Linked DNA regions of Homo sapiens: region 1 is linked to region 2. A link is a contact called in ENCODE Hi-C or POLR2A ChIA-PET data. All regions are on one chromosome and are shown on one strand. Each heading gives the region's core, a stretch centred on a gene start or an enhancer-like site at or near the end of the contact. The rest is flanking DNA. Distances are from core to core; before and after follow the strand shown.

What was found. A loop is a pair of places that touch in the nucleus more often than their neighbours do. ChIA-PET counts read pairs that join two places held with the same protein, here RNA polymerase II (POLR2A). Pooled maps may share reads with other maps.
Region 1: a pooled map shows a loop between it and region 2 (3-fold over the local background). The contact joins two enhancer-like sites. A Hi-C loop is called at or near these places in 2 of 168 maps with a recorded cell type or tissue (endothelial cell of umbilical vein and mammary epithelial cell) and 4 of 50 pooled maps. POLR2A ChIA-PET finds 5 or more read pairs at or near these places in 1 of 52 experiments (activated CD4-positive, alpha-beta T cell).

The regions. Positions count from the first base shown.
Region 1 is chr2:233,120,897-233,127,959 of GRCh38, forward strand. INPP5D (inositol polyphosphate-5-phosphatase D) reads left to right here. Exons shown (of 27, transcript NM_001017915.3): 3 at 1,211-1,361; 4 at 4,849-5,023. Among named protein-coding and RNA genes, the nearest start is that of INPP5D, 64 kb to the left of the region's middle. RefSeq lists enhancers at 1,645-2,145, 3,282-3,829, 3,830-4,376. Within about 2 kb of position 3,920, at least 6 of the 41 ENCODE cell types and tissues checked have a DNase peak (open chromatin) inside an H3K27ac peak, as active enhancers do.
Region 2 is chr2:232,850,443-232,857,152 of GRCh38, forward strand. It overlaps GIGYF2 (GRB10 interacting GYF protein 2), which reads left to right. Exons shown (of 29, transcript NM_001103146.3): 29 at 6,351-6,710. The coding sequence ends at 6,418. Among named protein-coding and RNA genes, the nearest start is that of SNORC, 16 kb to the right of the region's middle. Within about 2 kb of position 3,834, at least 5 of the 41 ENCODE cell types and tissues checked have a DNase peak (open chromatin) inside an H3K27ac peak, as active enhancers do.

The sequences.
Region 1 (7,063 bases), core at 2,670-5,169, 270 kb after region 2:
ACTATAACAAATGAAAAAAATAAAATAAAAATAAAAGCAAAACAATTGCTGGAATTGATTTTTTCCTGTGTTTTTTTTAAAAAAAGTTCTTCGTGCAGGAAAAAATAAAAGTAACTTCCCCACCAAACACACTCACAAATTCTAGAAAAACACATTCTAAACTGGAAAATAGGTATCTTGGGGTTGTGGGATTACAGGTGATTTCTTTCTTTCTTTCTTTCTTTCTTTTTTTTTTTTCTTTTTTTTTTTTTTTGAGACAGGGTCTCACTCTGTCGCCCAGGCTGGAGTGCAGTGGTGTGATCTTGGTTCACTGCAACCTCCGCCTCCCAGGTTCAAGCAATTCTCTTGCCTCGCCCTCCCAAGTAGCTGAAATTACAGGTGCGCACCACCACGCTTGGCTAATTTTTGTGTTTTTAGTAGAGACTGGGTTTGAGTTTCATCATGTTGGCCAGACTGGTCTCGAACTCCTGACTTCAAGTGATGTGCCCACCTCAGCCTCCCAAAGTGCTGGGATTACCGGCACAAGCCACTGCACCCAGACAAATTTCTTATTTAAAAAAATCCATATTTCTAATTTTGCCATAATATAAATGTACTATTTGTATAAAAATACTTTTATTTTATTTTATTTTATTTTATTTTATTTCGAGACTGAGTTGCCCAGGCTGGAGTGCAGCGGCGCAATCTCGGCTCACTGCAACCTCTGCCTCCCAGGTTCAAGTGATTCTCCTGTCTCAGCCTCCTGAGTAGCTGGGATTACAGGCACCTGCCACCACGCCCGGCTAATTTTTGTATTCTTTTTTTTTGTTAGCAGAGATGGGGTTTCATCGTGTTGGCCAGGCTGGTCTCAAACTCCTGACCTCAGGTGATCCACCTGCCTCAGCCTCCCAAAGTGCTGGGATTACAGGTGTGAGCCACCGTGCCTGGCCCAAAAACACTTTTAAAAATAAAAGTTTTTTAAAAACGGAAAGAAAAACAGATCTTAGGAACGATCCTCTGTGTGCCTTTTGCAGAAGGGCCCTTGGCAGCTGCTGGTTGCAGGATGTGAGGTGTGGGCATGAGGGTCACACACCCTGCGTAGGAGCCCAAGGCTTTTCCTGGATCGCAGTCACTCCCTCCGCCTCGCTGGTCTCTGCTGCAGTTGGCCTTTGTGGTTGGCTGACATTCTAGTTGGTTAACATGTGCGTTTGTTTGGATGTTCTGTCCTCAGGCATCCGAAGGCGTCTCCATGAGGTTCTTCACCAAGCTGGACCAGCTCATCGAGTTTTACAAGAAGGAAAACATGGGGCTGGTGACCCATCTGCAATACCCTGTGCCGCTGGAGGAAGAGGACACAGGCGACGACCCTGAGGAGGACACAGGTAGGGAGGGAGGGACAGGACGGCAGGAGGTACTTTTGGGAACTTGCCCTGCACCCACCTTGAGTGCTTGTAGACTAGGTGAGTCCTATTATCAGAGGGAGATTGTTGGCGTGGGGGTTAAGGACAAGTTAGGAACACAGGCTCTCTGGTCAGGCAGACATGGGTTAAAATTCCTCCTCCCCAGCTTATTAGCCAGGTGACCTTGGGGAAATTACCTGACCTCTCTGAATCACAGACTTCTCTTTAAAGAGACAGTAAAATAAGGCTGGGCTTGCTGGCTCACGCCTGTAACCCCAGAACTTTGGGAGGCCGAGGTGGGAGGATCGCTTGAGGCCAGGAGTTTGAGACCCTTCTGGGCAACATAGGCAATCCTGTGTCTACAAAAAGCTTTTTAAAAAATTTATTCAGGCATGGTGGCTCAGGCCTGTAGTCCTAGCTACTCGGGAGGCCGAGGCAGGAGGATCCCTTGAGTCCAGGAGTTCAAGGTTGCAGTGAGCCATGATTGCACCACTGCACTCTAGCCTGGGTGACAGAAAGAGACCTTGTCTAAGAAAAAAAAAGAGAGAGAGAGAAAGAGACAGTAAAGACTGAACTTCCTCTGCTTCACTTGACTAGCCTTTAAAAAGACAGAGAGAGAGAATAACGATAGTACCTGCCTCTCATGGTATCTCAAGGATCAAATGAGTTGAGAAATGTAGCACCCAGAGCCTGGTACATATTCATAGTAAGCACTCCATAAATGCAGCTACGGTCATTAGCATGATTACAATCTGCTGAATTTCACTGAGAGGAGAGTGAAGGAGGAGACCCTTGCACCTAACTGGAAGGATGAGGAAGGTGTTTCTTTATGTCATCATTAAAAGGGGGAGGGGGAAATACAACCCCTAAAAATATGTTGAAAAAAATGTACAGTCCCAGCCAGGTGCAGTGGCTCACGCCTGTAATCCCAACACTTTGGGAAACAGAGGCGGGCAGATCACGAGGTCAGGAGATCGAGACCATCCTGGCCAACATGGCGAAACCTTATCTCTACTAAAAATACAAAAATTAGCCAGGTGTGGTGGTACGCGCCTGTAGTTCCAGCTACTTGGGAGGCTGAGGCAGAAGAATCGCTTGAACCCAGGAGGTGGAGGTTGCAGTGAGCCAAGATCGCACCACTGAACTCCAGCCTGGCAACAGAGGGAGACTCCGTCTCAAAAAAAAAAAAAAAAATTATACAGTCCCTAAAAAGTGTGTGAGACTAAGGGTGCCCTTTACAGCATAGGGACAAAGACCAATAGAGCAACAGTCAGATGGAGAAAGTCTTGCAGAGAAGGAGCTTACCTGGGGATGCCCCACTTTTCCCCTCAAGGATTTACTGAGAATATACCTAAGGGAATAGAAATCATTTTGTTACAAAGACACATATGTGTATGTTCATTGCAGCACTATTTGCAATAGCAAAGACATGGAATCAGCCTAAATGCCCATCAGTGATGACTGGATAAAGAAAATGTTGTATATATACACCATGGAATACTATGCAGCCAGTAAAAAGAACGAGATCATGTCCTTTGCAGGAACATGGATGGAGCTGGAGGTCATTATCCTTAGCAAACTAACACAAGAACAGAAAACCAAATACCACGTGTTCTCACTTAAGTGGGAGATAAATGATGAAAACACATGGACACAAAGAGGGGAACAGCACACACTGGAGCCTACCTGAGGGGGTGGGAGGAGGGACAGGATCAGAAATAACTATTGGGTACTAGGCTTAATACCAGGATGATGAAATAATCTGTACAACAAACCCCATGACATAAGTTTACTTATGTAACAAACCTGCACAGGTACCCCTGAACTTAAAATACAAGTTTTTTTTTTTTTTTAAAGGCTTATTTCCTAAAAGAAAACCATGAGATACCTAACCGGGCCCCTCAGTTGGCCAGGGCTCTTCCTGAATTCCAGCAGGTGGAGACTACCAGGTCCCCCAGGCTCTCCCCGAAGAGAGGAGAGATTTGTCCACAGACGCTGAGACCCTTGCCTGGCTCCTGCCTGTTCTGGGGGCTTGCTGCAGGCATCCTTTTTCTCCCTCACCTGTGGGCTGGCTTGTGGGCCACCAGGGCCCCCTGCTCCCTCCCACCCTCATGGAAACACACTTTTCATGGTTGTGCAGCTGTTCGTTTCCAAAAGGACCGCAGCTCCATGGAGGCTGAAAGGGTCCCAGGCAGGCCCTGTCCCTTTTGGCCTCCCTGGTCTGAGTGAGCACTGCCCTCTGGAATCAGGAAGGTCAGGCTGTGGAAGAACTAGGGCTGACCTGTCCCATTGTGAGCCCAAGGTCACTCACCAGCACCGCGCCCTGGCTGCACCTGAACAGCTGCCCCCAGGCGCCCAGGGCCATGCTGAGAAGCTGTTCTGCAGAAACGCCCTCCACACTAAACACCCTCACTCCCCTCGGGCTGCCCATCCCAGCTAGTTGGGCCCCTCTGGGCATGGCTGTCTGGAGGAAGATCCCGACAAGTTTCTGTGAGGGCTGAAAAAAGAACCTCAGTCTCATGACTGCTGGCTTCACTTCCGCAAACGAGGTCGCCCAGTTGTCGGCTCGAACCAGAGCAATGCGACATGAGGCCCGCGCAGTCCAAGAGGTCTGTTTGGGCCCAGGGCCTCTTGAGGCACCGCCAGACCGTGGAGCTCGAAGCAGACTCCTAGTTGTCTTCAGAACCCCAGACAGAGGAAGTGAAGGGCCTGTTCTCTAAAGAGGAGGTCCCCCGGGGCCCACTGTGGTTGGGCCAGAGGCAGCCGCTCTGTGTGGGAAGAGGCTCAGACAGAGCTCTGGACCCTCCATTCGTGTACGTACAGAATGAACCTTCTCCTAAAGGCGATGGGTGGGCTCCCACCTCCCAGGCCAAGTTCAAGTCATTTGTTGAATGTCTCTGAGTGAAGGGAACCCCCTCGCTTTCTTTTATGTGTTTCTGAGAGTCTGGGGGAGGAGAGAAGGAAGGACAGAGGCTGGAGAGAGGGGACCAGGGAGAGAGGGAGAGGGGCAGTGTGGCTAGGCCTGCCTGTCTCCTTACCCCTGGTCCCCTTCCATGGTTTTGGCCTATTCTGGGAACTGGGCCTCTGCCTAGCCCAGGGCTCAGCCATCATGAGACAGGTGTCTCAGCCCCTGAAAGTCTGAGAGCCAGACTCATCCTGCTCACCTGCCTGCTGCTGTGGGCTTAGTCCATCCAAGGTCAGCAGCCCTGCAGGCCTTCCAGACCCTCCATGGAGCAAGGCCTTTTGGCCCTGGCAGGTGTTTGCTGATGGCCACAGTGGGGCAGACACTGCACTAGCCAGGGCCCTGTGGCAGGAGGCTCTCCCTCCAGGAGGGAGTCAGCGAGGGACACGGGGACGCAGATGGAGATCAATAACGTGGGTGTCGTGGCCTGGACCCCATGGGGCTGCGGTGAAGGCCGGGTTGTGCGCACAGTGTCCTCACCAATGGCCTTCCTGCTGTTCTCTCCAGTAGAAAGTGTCGTGTCTCCACCCGAGCTGCCCCCAAGAAACATCCCGCTGACTGCCAGCTCCTGTGAGGCCAAGGAGGTTCCTTTTTCAAACGAGAATCCCCGAGCGACCGAGACCAGCCGGCCGAGCCTCTCCGAGACATTGTTCCAGCGACTGCAAAGCATGGACACCAGTGGGTGAGTCCCCACTCAAGTCCAGCTGGGCCTTCATCTGCAGTGAGCCCAGCCAGGGCAGGGCTGGATGGCTTGGGTTTCGATCCTAGTTATGGGCCTGGTGACCAGAGGGAGATGGGGAGGTCTCCAGAGAAGAGTGCTTGTCATCTTGCACCCCAGAGGCCTTTGCACCATTGGCTTCAAGAAGGCCAGGGGCATGGGCCTTAACAGGAAAAGTGCTCCACGGGGGTGGGGGAGCACTCCGTCTCCAGGCACGGCCCGGCATAGTGTGGGCACTCACTGGATATGTGCTACATTAATTAATAAGTTAGTACCTGGTAATCTCCATGCCTTAGTAAATATAACTTTTTGTTTCTTTGTGAGAAACGCTCCATTGCCCCCCAAAGAAATCCTAATGACAGGGCTGAAGCCGCATTTCCAACTTGAAGGATCCATCTGAGGCTGCCAGGGCTGCCCTCCTCCTACTCTCTCACTTGGCAAAATATGAAGTAGATGCCGATGGGACACATACGCCACCGGGTTGCTATGATACTTGGCGTGTTCCTATTTCCACCTGGACATACCCATTGGTTCTTCCCTGGGCTCTCCAGCCTGAATTCTGTGCACGCTCCTTGATTTATTTGTGCTATTTATCAAATAGCCGAATATCCAGTGTTGCTACTATGTTGATTGTCTCTATATATGTGTCTAAATAACAGATGCTTTGAAAGTATTCCACATAGGCCAGACGCGGTGGCTCATTCCTGTAATCTCAGCACTTTGGGAGGCCCAGGCGGGCAGATCACCTGAATCCAGGAGCTCAAGACCAGACTAACCAACATGGCAAAACCCCTTCTCCACTAAAAATACAAAAATTAGCTGGGCATGGTGGCGGGCGCCTATAATCCCAGCTATTCGGGAGGCTGAGGGAGGAGAATAGCTTGAACCTGGGAAGCAGAGGTTGCAGTGAACCAAAATTGCGCCACTGCACTCCAGCCTGGGCAACAAGAGAAAAACTGCGTCTAAAAAAAAAAAAAATTCCACATCGAGCCCATTGTTTAGTTCCCCAGGGTTTCCATTTCTTCCCAGGTTTGGATGCTGAGTGCAGTAAACTGGATGGGGAAGAGTCGGGGAGGCCCCATGGTTCCACCTGCTGACCTCTCCTACTAAGGCTCGTACACCTCCCGCCAACTCCATCTCCTCCTCATCAGCCCCTCCATCCTGGTTATGGGGTTCTGCCTCAGTGGGACCAGCAGGGGCGTGAAGCCGAGCTTCCAGGCAGCTTTCCAGGAGGGGTTAGGGTCGGGGCATGGGCTGAGGGTTCATGGGCAGAGAGCCCTGCTTTTTCTATCTTTGCTTATCATGTCAGTGGAACCTTCCTAAAACTTCTGTTCGGAGATGGGAATGAGTGAAGGGGGCATGTGCAGAGACCAAGGAAAGCGGCGACACAGAGCCGCCCTCCATTCTCAGGGTCAAGGAAAACTGGGAATCCACATTGTGTTTTAAAATCAGTCTATTTCGCTTGTCAAGCTGCTTTGCACATAGAGGACTGCCTTTTGATTATTTTTCTTTAAATGACAACTTGCACAGTCTTTCCTGCAAGTTAATCAGATCTCATCAGTTAGGTCTTAGTAGGTTAATTATCACATTTCTAAGTAAAATTAGCCTTCTCAAATAAACATAGTTTACATCTTTATGTCAACACTTTTCTACAACAAACTTTTATTTTTGAGACGGAGTTTTGCTCTTGTTGCCCAGGCTGGAGTGCAAAGGCACGATCTCAGCTCACTGCAACCTCCCCCTCCCGGGTTCAAGTGATTCTCCTGCTTCAGCCTCCCAAGTAGCTGGGATTACAGCCATGCGCCACCACAACCAGCTAATTTTGTATTTTTAGTAGAGACGGGGTTTCTCCATGTTGGTTAGGCTAGTCTCGAACTCCCAACCTGAGGTGATCTGCCCGCCTCGACCTCCCAAAGTGCTGGGATTATAGGCATGAGCCACTGTGCCCAGCCTACCACAAACATTTTAACAAATAGAACTGCCTGTAATACAGACTCACGGTAT
Region 2 (6,710 bases), core at 2,584-5,083:
AGGAGTGCAGGTGATACCAGTTATCCTGTGTGAGTTTCCATTGAGCATTGTTTTTCAAGAAGGGAAATATTTCTTTTTATCAATAACTAATGTTTTAACTGGTTCAAAATAAGTAGCCAGTATTTACTGGGCGTCTCAGTGCAGGACCTGTGCCTCATGTAATAACAACTTATATTGTATGGTGCTTTAAAGTATTGTTTGGTGCTTTAAAGTATTGTTTGATATTTAATATGAATTTCCCTGGAGGATCCTGAGTAATTTAGTTGGAAAATGATGCTAATAATGAACGATACTAAAAGTATGTTAAAAACTTAAATGCTTATTTGTATTGAAAGCAGACCATTAATCCGATCAGGTGTTCCAAGAAGAGAACCAGTATATGTTCATAATCACTCTATGTATCATATAATTCTCAGAATTACTTTGCATTATGAGGTGACATACCAGTTTCACCAATAATGAGTAGACCAAGGCACAGAGATTGAGAACATTTCCCAGTGTTACATAGCTTTCTGCTATGGGATGCTGGGATTTCAAGGCAGGCCTGTTTTCTTTCCACCCTTCTGTGTTACCCACGGCTATTTTTATCTAGCATTATGGACCATGCAAGGCAGGCTGGGCACGGTGGCTCACTTTGGGAAGCTGAGGTAGGTGGGTCACTTGAGGCCAGGAGTTTGAGACCAGCTGGGGTAACGTAGCGAGACCATATCTCTAAAAAAAATTTTAAAAACAGGCATGGTGGTGCCCACCTATAGTCCCAGCTACTTGGGAGAATGAGGCAGGGGGATTCCTTGACCAGGAGTTGAAGGCTGCAGTGAGCTGTGATCATGCCACTGCACTCTAGCTTCTCTGAAAAGGTGACATCTGAATTTGGGCTTTGAAAGAATGGCAGAAAGGATGGGGAATATTGTTTCAGGAATAACAAACAGTATAGGCTGCCCATGTTTTTTGCAACAGTGATGAAACTAACATTTTTTTTTTCTTTTTCTTTTTCTTTGAGATGGAGTCTCACTCTTGCTCAGGCTGGAGTGCAGTGGCGTGATCTCAGCTCACTGCAACCTCTGCCTCCCGGGTTCAAGCGATTCTCTTGCCTCAGCCTCCTGAGTAGCTGAGACTACAGGCACATGCCGCCACACCTGGCTAATTTTTGTATTTTTAGTAGAGAGGGGTTTTTGCCATGTTGGCCAGGCTGGTCTTGAACTCCTGACTTCAGGTGATCTTCTTGCCTTGGCCTCCCAAAGTGCTGGGATTACAGGTGTGAACCGCCACGCCCGGCCCTAAAATTATTTTCTATTTGTGAATGTAAAATTAGTGGCTATAAAACCATGTTGTCTGCAATAGAATACATTCGCAAGGATGGAAGTTCCGGTTGTTGTCCTGTCAGGAGGGCAGAACAGTGAGGAGGCTGCAGTATAGACTAGGTAAAAGATACCAGTGACTTGGAATAGGGTTTTGGTAGTGGGGATGAAAAGGAGTTAGATGGATTTCAGAAATGTAGGGGATAGAATTAACTGGACAAGAAGAGTGGAAAGGTCTCAGGCTTGGGGACCAGGATGGATGGATGGTGTTGCCATTTGCTGTGAAATGATAAGCAGTGGAACATGGCACAGGCTGAGGGGAATTGAGTGTTGACTGGGTTGAGTTTGAAATGTCTGTGGGACATCATGAAGAGCGTGAGACCCCGCACAGTGAGAGGCAGGTGGTAACCTTACTGTACCCTTGGTAGGATTCTCTCTTTCCCTCAGAGCCTTCCAGCCCTGGTGAAAACAACATGACAGTAAAACCTAACTTTTAGGACTGTCCTTTAGAATTGGTGCCTGAAGCCAGACGCGGTGACTCACGCCTGTAATCCCAGATCTTTGGGAGGCTGAGGCGGGTGGATCGCTTGAGGTCAGGAGTTGGAGACCAGCCTGGCCAACATGGTGAAACCTCGTCTCTAGTAAAAATACAAAATTAGCTGGGCGTGGTGGTGGGTGCCTATAATCCCAGCTACTCGGGAAGCTGAGGCAGGAGAATCACTTGAGCAGCCTAGGAGGCGGAGGTTGCAGTGAGCTGAGATCACGCCACTGCACTCCAGCCTGTGCGACAGAGTGAGACTCCGTCTCAAAAAAATAATAATTTAAAATAATAATGTTTAAAATATTATTTAAAAATAATAATAACAAAGAATTGGTGCCTGAAAGCTGGGTTTGGGAACTTGTAGATCTGGTGCAATTCTGTTTTCCTCTGCTTGTCTCAAAAGTTGATAAGGATGGATGGAGCAGCCTGAAATTTTTTCCAATTTGGATGAAATTGGTGAATAGATTTTAAAACATTCCTTAAATTCTAACTGTGGGTTCTAGCTAAGAAGCTTTGGGACTTGAGGATAGGCTGTTAGGGAAAAGGTTGCTCTGAAAATGAGGTCAGACCGTTTGGACTTAAATATTCCCTTGGATCTCATCTTCTATTTATAGATCTAAGAAAGGAAGGGACTTTAAAAACCTCACTATAAGGGTGTGGGAGATAGGTCATCCTAGGAGTAGAGTTTAAGGAATCCATATACCTTGAAGGGGAAGAAAAACAAACGTTGAACAAAGTATTGAGGATACTCACTGAGGTTATGAAAATTACTGCTCACCTAAACCTCACTCTGGAAATTCCTCTCATAATTGCTCATTTTTGTCCTATACTTATTTCATTTTCATTTATTACTTTTTAATTTACATATTTCATATAATTTGTATACTGAGAAAAAATTAATAACTATCCATTAGCTACACATTCCCCATGCATAAAATGGGAAAATGGGAAGTCTTCGTTGAAAAAGCAGTCACTGATGGAAAGAGAATTTTGCTTCTAAAACAAACCAGCAGAGGGGGCCACAGCCTCATTTTAATTATCAATATTCTCCAGTATCTCCTATCTTCAGTAGGCTTCCTCCACCTCCCGGGTTCAAGTGATTTCCCCTGCCTCAGCCTCCCGAGTGCTGGGACTACAGGTGCGTGCCACCACGCCAGCTACTTTTTGTATTTTAGTAGAGATGGGGTTTCACCATGTTGGCCCGGATGGTCTTGATCTCCTGACCTCGTGATCTGCCCGCCTTGGCCTGCCAAAGTGCTGGGATTATAAGGGTGAGCCACCGTGCCCGGCTGGCTTCCTCTTTTTTTAGAGCTCTTCAGGTGGTCATTGTGAATCAGCAACCTGCACTCAGATGTGATAAACACACAATACAGTTTCTCCCCAGACTTTCCTTGTAAGAACAACCTCACAAATCTTAAAGAACTCATGTGAGTGAGACTATGCTCTGAACCTCACAGAATGTCATCTTTAGAGCCAGGCATAGTGGATTGAATCCGTGTTTGTGTTGCCTTGGGTTTCACAGTACCCAGAACTTTCCCTTACATCAAATGGCTGAATTTGATAAAGAATGGCATTCAGCCAAAGGATGAATGCATACCTTGCTGGTTTTTTAAATGACAGTTAAATGAGAATATGTCTGTTTGCTAAAAGCCTAGACTGATAATTAACATATTAATCAACTTTTTTTGGCCACAGACTTTTCCCTTCCTGTCTTTGCATGAGTAAAATTAATTTAGCTTTTAAATTACACTTCCACTTCTTTTGCATATAGTTCATTATTGCCTTTTATCACATTTTATCTGTTCTTAAGATACACGTGAAGTCAATGAAAAATCTGCCTCAGAATAAAGTAGTATTTTATTTCATAGACTGGCCTTTAGGTTCTTGTACTTGCCTAATTAACTGTTACTTTAAAAACATAAACATTAGGGTCAGGCACGGTGACTCATGACTGTAATCCCAGCACTTTGGGAGGCCAGCGTGGGCGGATTGCTTGAATCCAGGAGTTGGGGACCAGCCTGGGCTACATGCCAAAACCTTGTCTCTACAAAAATTACAAGAATTACTTGGGTGTGGTGGCACCCGCTTATAGTCCCAGCTACTGGGGAGGCTGAGGTGGGAGGATCGCTTCAGCCTGGGAGGTGGAAGTTGCAGTGAGCCAAGATCACACCACTGCACTCCAGCCTGGGCGACAGAGTGAGACCTTGTCTTTAAAAATACATATATATGTATATATATATAAACACTAAGGCTGTCACTATTTTCAAGGGGGAAGAAAAAGACTTGTGGGTTATTGGAACACAGTTGATGGGGTCAAACTCAGGATGGGGTTTGGAATCCTAGCCTCTCCCTATATTTGGTCTTGTAAGCAGTTGGTACCACAGCTTTTTTGGTTAATAAATAGGCATGTTTATTTTTTTGAATCATGATATTTTTGAGTCAGTTAATTAAGGTATTTTATGTAAGGCATTTTTGTTTATTACTGTTACATTTCAAATGTGTATTTATTTGAAAACTTGAACATGAAAAAACAAGAGGCTGCAGAAAACCCAGCTAATATTAACAGAACTGCTTTTAGAATAAGGACATTGCCTGTTTACTTTTTGGTATTCAAATAACTAAAACAGTTTGGGATTTTATTCAAGGTAGAAGAACTGGAACATTTTTGGGGAGTCACTCAGTTTAAAGAGGCATTGTTCATCATTTTTATCAACCTCCAATTATAGAAGTTTTGGAAAAATTACATACATGTGACCATTGGGCATTCGGCATTAGGTTTTCTTTTTTTCTTTTTCTTTCTTTTTTTTTTTTTTTTTTTTTTTTGAGACAAGGTCTCACTCTGTTGCCCAGGCTGGAGTGCAGTGATGTTATCTCAGCTCACTAAAATCTCTGCCTCCTGGGTTCAAGCAATTCTTGTGCCTCAGCTTCCCGAGTAGCTGGGATTACAGGCGTGCAGCGCCACGCCCAGCTAATGTTTTGTATTTTGAGTAGCGACAGGTTTTTGCCATGTTGGCCAGTCTGGTCTCTAACTCCTGGCCTCAAGTAATCCACCCACCTCGGCCTCCAGTGTGCCCAGCCAGCATTAGGTTTTCAGCTGTCAGTTGTGTTTGTGAGTACTGCTTATTGCCTTCAATGGGTATGCTAGTACTGCTTTTTCTAAGCCAAATTCCCTTTTGGTTAATCAAACATTGCTAACTGAAATCTTTTCCTTTGCAGATATATTTACAGTAGATCGAGTTAGAGTACTTTAATCTTCTTGCTCTGTCTACTGTGGGAAAGAGAATATGCGAGGACTCTAAGGATCTTAATAGTGTGTCTTCCATGGAGCCTCTTACCCTGAGTATCAAAAGCTCTGGGCCAGAACTTTCATAAAGTTTTTGACTGGTGGGAAGAAGTATTCCCATTAAAGTGGGTTGAGGTTTAAAGGGGTATTAATCCCACTCAGATTTCAAAGTTATGTGGTCAAGTAGTTACAAAGAACTTAGTGTATACAACCCTCCATGGTAACCCCCCTGCCCACCCCCATCTCTTTTAAGGTAGACCTCCTGCATGAACTTTCCTCCAGGGCCAGCCCAGCCTGTCCTTGATACACACTCACATCCCATTCTTTTCTCTGATTCTCTGAAGCAGTGGTTTGCAGGGGGTTTTTTTGTTTTGTTTTTTTTTTGAGACAGAGTCTCGCTCTGTCACCCAGGCTGGAGTGCAGTGGCGCGATCTCGGCTCACTGCAAGCTCCTTCGACCAGGTTCAAGCAATTCTTCTGCCTCAGCCTCCCGAGTAGCTGGGACTACAGGTGCCCACCACCACACCTAGCTAATGTTTTTTTGTATTTTTAGTAGAGACGAGGTTTCACTATGTTAGCCAGGATGGTCTCGATATCCTGACCTCATGATCCGCCTGCCTTGGCCTCCCAAAGTGCTGAGATTAAGGCATGAGCCACCACACCCGGCCTGCAGTTCTTTTTAATTGGTGATGCTATTTTGTTTTATTTTCCTTCCTAATTAGGTTATATCAGAACCTTAAGAAAATAAAAAATCTCTCTCATTGGAAGAACAGAAAGCTACTGCTGTGACCTTTATCTTTGTCTCCCTGTAATACTTCTATGGTATGCTCAAAAACAAAAGACTGGCCAGGCACGTTGGCTGACGCCTGTAATCCCAGCAATTTGGGAGGCCGAGGCGGGCGGATCATTTGAGGTCAGGAGTTCAAGACCAGACTGGCCAACATGGTGAAACCCTATCTCTACTAAAAATACAAAAAAAATGAGACGGGCATGGTGGCATGTGTCTGTAATCCAGCTACTTGGGAGTCTACGGCATGAGAATCTCTTGAACCCAGGAGGTGGAGCTTGCTGTGAGCCGAGATCACGCCACTGCACTCCAGCCTGGGTGACAGAGTGAAACCCTGTCTCACAAACAAACAAACACAGACTTACATTCCAGCTCACCGCCTAGAATTTGAGCCGCTTGGTTGCCTGGGTGTGGTCACTCATAGCCAGTTTTTTTTCTGCAGGATTTTCAGTCAATGCATCATCGGAGCGACTCAACATGGGTGAAATCGAGACGTTGGATGACTACTGAGCACCTGCCAGTGGACTGGCCATCCCTCTCCTGTCTGCCGACTATGGAGTCTCCACCTTTGGACACAACACTTACTCACCATTTACTCTTTATCACTCTGCAACAAATCACAGAACCGATCATCTCAGGCTTTTTCTTCTGGCCCTTTGTGTCCAAGATTCTTTAATCCATTTTTGTTGGTGAACATCTCAGACTATAGATAAGTGGACTGGACCCTGTGTCTTGGGGGTGGCAGTTGGGATTACTCCCCAACAAGGCTGATTTTAGGCAGCATGTGTTCACTGTGCTGTGA